Regions from separate parts of the Homo sapiens genome. Here region 1 is linked to region 2. Evidence: chromatin loops called from intact Hi-C (ENCODE). Cell type or tissue: HepG2. All regions are shown on one strand.

Region 1 (2,500 bases), 180 kb before region 2:
GCTGCTGGTATTCAGCGCCTTCATCACGCTCTGCTTCGGGGCGATCTTCTTCCTGCCAGACTCCTCCAAGCTGCTCAGCGGGGTCCTGTTCCACTCCAGCCCCGCCTTGCAGCCGGCCGCCGACCACAAGCCCGGGCCCGGGGCGCGCGCCGAGGACGCGGCCGAGGGGCGAGCCCGGCGCCGCGAGGAGGGGGCACCCGGGGACCCGGAGGCCGCCCTGGAGGACAACTTGGCCAGGATCCGCGAAAACCACGAGCGGGCTCTCAGGGAAGCCAAGGAGACCCTGCAGAAGCTGCCCGAGGAGATCCAAAGAGACATCCTACTGGAGAAGAAGAAGGTGGCCCAGGACCAGCTGCGTGACAAGGCGCCGTTCAGAGGCCTGCCCCCGGTGGACTTCGTGCCCCCAATCGGGGTGGAGAGCCGGGAGCCCGCCGACGCCGCCATCCGCGAGAAAAGGGCAAAGATCAAAGAGGTGAGTGGGCCGCGCCAGAAATCCCTCCCGACCGGCCGTGTTTTTCAGGGAGAAACGGCAAGCCTTTGAAACTCTGAAGACTGCAACAATGCAATGTATGGGGAGATGGAGGTTTGCCCCTTCCACCAGGTGCTGTGTCAAAAGCTCTTTCTTTTCCTGTTTCCAATATAGTAGTAGATGTGTCCAGTAAGATCTAAGGTCAAATCTCGTTGCTTTTAATTTGCATGCTCTTGCTCTGGTGACCACAAGCCACACGAGGTGGGTATAAATACATGGGCAGGTAATACGCAAACCTCATTCTCTGGCCGCTACACGGTTAATCGCCCCACCAGTAACAGCGACGGCACTGATCAGCCCCCTGGTAAGGATTGGGGACGTGGCTTTAAAGTGAGTCTTCACGCGTGGTAAAGCTAGCCAGCATACCCCGGGTTCAGCTGTGTGGCCCTTGTCTGCCAGGTGGCATTCTGTGTGTACTTTCAGACTATAAAGGTGAAACCTGAGAACTTCCCATCATCGAGGGATACTATTGTTTACTTTTTTAAAAAATGAAAATATAAAAAGCCAGTCGGCTGCCTCTTGTATTTCTAATGCACAGCCAGAAATAGGGTATTCCATGTGATGCAACAGGTTTGCCTCCACAGCAGCACAATGGTGACAAAGTTAATCCAGGATAAACATGGACTTTGATACATCTTTCCTAATTTCCTTCTCGTAATTTTCAGTTAGAACTTGAAACATGTGATTAGGTCAGGACCAGCTTAAAGCTGAAGGGGGCCGTAAAAAGTCCTTTCAGGCTGTCATTTTCAAGATGAAGATCGAAGGGCCCAGAGCTCTAGAACCCGTTAGTGATGAGTCAGGACTTGAAGCCCGAGGTCCGAACTTCCCCCAGTCACCTGTCACCACGCGGTCTGTGGACATGCCTCCTCTCTGAGCTACTTCCCTGTGTGAAACGGTGCCAGCCTGCGTTTTACATAGAAAAGCTGTAGGAACCACATTAAAAGCATGTCATTCCAAATCTTGGTTCAATTTTCTAAAATATGAATGGAAGTAATATTTTTGCCATTTAAAAAATAATACGATCTGTGAAAATAAATATTGTATTTTCATATTGGGTAGGTAATCAGGAGAGGAAGTCCCTGATCCCATTTTCAGAGAGTAAACAGATTTTTGAGGTGGTTGAGAGGTGTTTAGCTTAAGTGGCTGCAGAATGAAGGCAGCAGGATTGTCATGGGATTTGTGACTTTGTATTATAAGATCAGCTGAATTTGGTTAAGCTGTAATTGAGCAAGTTAAAGTGGACTTGGATCCCTTTCGGTTTAGGAAGAATGTCTTCATCCTTCCTATGCAGATAGCTTCCTTCCACAGTCCATCAGCATATCTGCTTTTCTGAGACCCCTCCTCAGGGACAGAACCCTCCCATACTTGGGGGAATGGATTCTACTTTCCAGAACAACTGTCTAGCAGTTTCCTTTCTCCATGAAATCCTGCCTGTGCTACCAAATCAGGAAGGTGGAACAAAGCTCTACCTCTTACCAAATCCTCCCAGACTCCTTAATAATATCCAACCAAAACCATAGGAAATTAACCCAAATGATCTGTATCTGCCTGTGTTTCTGTTAAATTTGAACGGTGTAATTCATACATTTCATGCCTCCAAAGTCATACGAGCTGCCAGTTAGCTAGTACAAAAATCACAGTTGTCCGAGGAAAAGATTTTAATACGAAAGATACATAGATGTTAAGCTGTTGGTACTGACCAAGAGTGATTACAAGTGCATTCAGAGCAGAACCAGTGGGGCAGTAGCAGTCTCAGACTCAGGACAACATATTAACAGTGTGCATATCCATCCAGTAGATCCATGTTGTCTGTATGCCTAAATCACAAGGTCTTAATTAACCGTGTAAACGAGATTTACGTAGTCTCTGTCTAACATCTTAGCACCTAGATGTTTTGAAACCGCTCAGTCTTGCATAAAGCAGTGGAACTAAATGTGTTCTTTAAAATTCCTTGTTGCTGTGAGAACCCAA
Region 2 (2,500 bases):
ATTCCCCCCCAACAAAAACAAAACAAACAAACAAAAAAAGCTCTTGGTTTCTGTAGCAGTGGAGATGTAAATTATATGCAACTAACACTTACCTTTTCTTCTGGCACTCCCCACACAAGAATAAGGCTGTTAGCTTCTGAAGAGAGGCTAACACTGTTGAACAAAGTACCCATAGTCCACTTCCTTCCCCCCATATGCCTCACTCCTGCTGGCCTTCACTTTTCTGTATTATCCCTGAAAAGGCCTTCCTGGTCTACCTCCTTCCACTTCTTGGAAAATGTCTATTCCTCCTTTTGAGTCTCAATTTATATGTCTGTGACCAGTCTGCTTCTCATTCCAATTTGTTCTTGCTTCTTATGGGACTCCAAAGGACTTTGTGCAAACTCCTATTCATGTGTCACACTATATTGTCATTACTGGTTTTCATTCATTCATTCATTCCACAAATATTTCTTAAGTAACCAGAATATTTCAGATACTGTCATAGGTCCTGGGGAATTTAGCAGTAAGCAAATTAGACTTGCTTCTTGCAAGTCTTGACTAGGAAAAAAGGCAAGTATGCAAAAAATAGAATTTTTAAAATTTAAAAAGGAGGGCATCATGGCTTATTTGCTAATATAAATACTGGATTTGATATAGCATCTGGAACACATTTGTTTTCAACCCAAGTTTACCCTTCCATTCTTCACATAGGAGGCACTCAGTGAACATTTGGTGAAGAGTGAACAAATTGTTAAGAAATGAAGAAAAAGTGAGTCTCAAACTCCTGTTCAAAAACATCCACGATTTTCATCTTAAGTTTGCCTGCAACAGAACACAGCCCTGCTAAGCCCTACTAACTCAAAGTGATACTTCTATCTACAAAGTTGAATACAGATTCTATTTTTAGTGAAAAATCTGGTGTTTACCTTAACTGTGAGACACCTAAGTATAAGCTGCCATTAGAAAAATTGCATCACTACAATTTCAAAACAAACTTACCAAAAGTAGGATGGTTTTCTCATATTTTAGTATGTTCAAAATATACCAACTGTCTTAGGGAAAACCCACAAGAGTCCAAGCTATATTCTTTCCTTGTCATTGCTTGTGAACTATTCACTATCCTTGAGATCAACAGACATATCAGATATTCTCAATTCCGCTAGAGTTTGTCTTGTTTGTTTTTGGTTTGAGGGTAGGGGAGTCAGGGGATGTTTTTGTTTGTTTGTTTGTTTGTTTGTTTGAGCCATTATCGATGCCTAAATTGGCATGCCCACACATCCAGGGCTGGCTTCTTCTGTTCAATGGAACACTTGAAGAGCACTGTGAGTGATGTAAATAATAAAGAACTTCTCTGTAGTGACTGCAACCTTTCTGTAATCCTCTCTAGTAATAGGACCAAGGATTCTAGGGCTAAAGCAAATCCATTAATAATTGTATTGCTACATTTTTTTCAAATAAGTTCACTTTGTTGTTCCAAGCTGACTTTTCTTCAACCATTCTAACAGAAACGAAATGATTGATTACGATTTCGCCATCATCCACCTTATCTTCTTATCTCTACCTCCAGAGGAGGTGCTGACATAATGATCAAAGAACAGAGAGGGAGAAAAACAAAGGATCTCAGAGAGATTAATCAGTCCCTGAAAATCTGAAAGTGACTTTTGTCACCATTATAAACCAATATACAGGATTTCTTTAAACACTAGATTTTAAAAAAACCATATAGTATGTCAAAGCCACAATTAAAAAGAATTTTAACAAGCTCTTGAATTTATTTTGCTGCTTTAAAAAATATACGATAGATTGCTTTCTTCTTTTTGGTCCTCTTCAAACAATGATGATTGCATTAAGGGGAAGTTTCAAAATTTCCACATTGTGTATCTGCGCTTTTAACCTCTCCCAAAGATTAGATAAAGACTGCCAAACCAAAAAAGCATTCTTGGCTCACGTACACAGCTCATTCTTTAAATAGAAGTTTCAGCACGTCCAGGCAAAGACTTCTAAAGATTCTTTATCTATTGATTAACTGTAGAGGATATTCTGCTTAAAACGAATCTTAAATACTCTCTAAAATAAATGTTTTATTCTACATTAGGGTAAAAGGTGTAAAGGGAAAAATGAGACATTGCTACTCCTCTCCCATCCTACAAATATATGTTACATTTTTGCCTGCAATATTTCTATAAAAAGTTGGAAGTAGGAAAATAATCCACTTGGCAATGAAATTGTATTTCTCCTCCTGAGATGGATATTCAAGAACTACTACTCCAAGAATTACTACTCCAAGTAATTCCAAGTAGATATCCAAGAATTAATACTCCACTGGGCAGAGGTCACTTGGTGACTCCCCCGGTACACAGGAGAAACTCCCTTGAGACCACTGGCTAAACTATTGATGGACCCCACATCTCAAATGGGGTCAGAAAAACCCCCTTCCTTTTTCTGTGACTCTGATGGTTAAGAATATACCAATATACCTAGATAGAACCCTGAGAAGCAGGCAGCATATAGTGAAGAG

The links. Hi-C counts contacts between places; a loop is a spot of excess contacts. Peaks named below come from ENCODE experiments on the same cell type or tissue, not always from the same donor. Only the 100,000 strongest peaks of a DNase experiment are listed, where the experiment ranks them.
Region 1: a loop joins it to region 2, with 5 times the contacts of the local background. A loop is called at or near these places in 4 of 110 quality-filtered maps.

The regions. Positions count from the first base shown.
Region 1 is chr6:119,346,435-119,348,934 of GRCh38, reverse strand. MAN1A1 (mannosidase alpha class 1A member 1) reads left to right here. Exons shown (of 13, transcript NM_005907.4): 2 at 1-472. Among named protein-coding and RNA genes, the nearest start is that of MAN1A1, 2.1 kb to the left of the region's middle. RefSeq lists a silencer at 24-143 and an enhancer at 354-703. In HepG2, no CTCF peak of the experiment used is centred here; DNase peaks (open chromatin) are centred at 434, 1,154 and 1,761; H3K4me3 peaks cover 2,500 bases.
Region 2 is chr6:119,169,988-119,172,487 of GRCh38, reverse strand. No RefSeq gene overlaps it. Among named protein-coding and RNA genes, the nearest start is that of FAM184A, 93 kb to the right of the region's middle. In HepG2, no CTCF peak of the experiment used is centred here; DNase peaks (open chromatin) are centred at 1,527 and 1,877; H3K4me3 peaks cover 809 bases.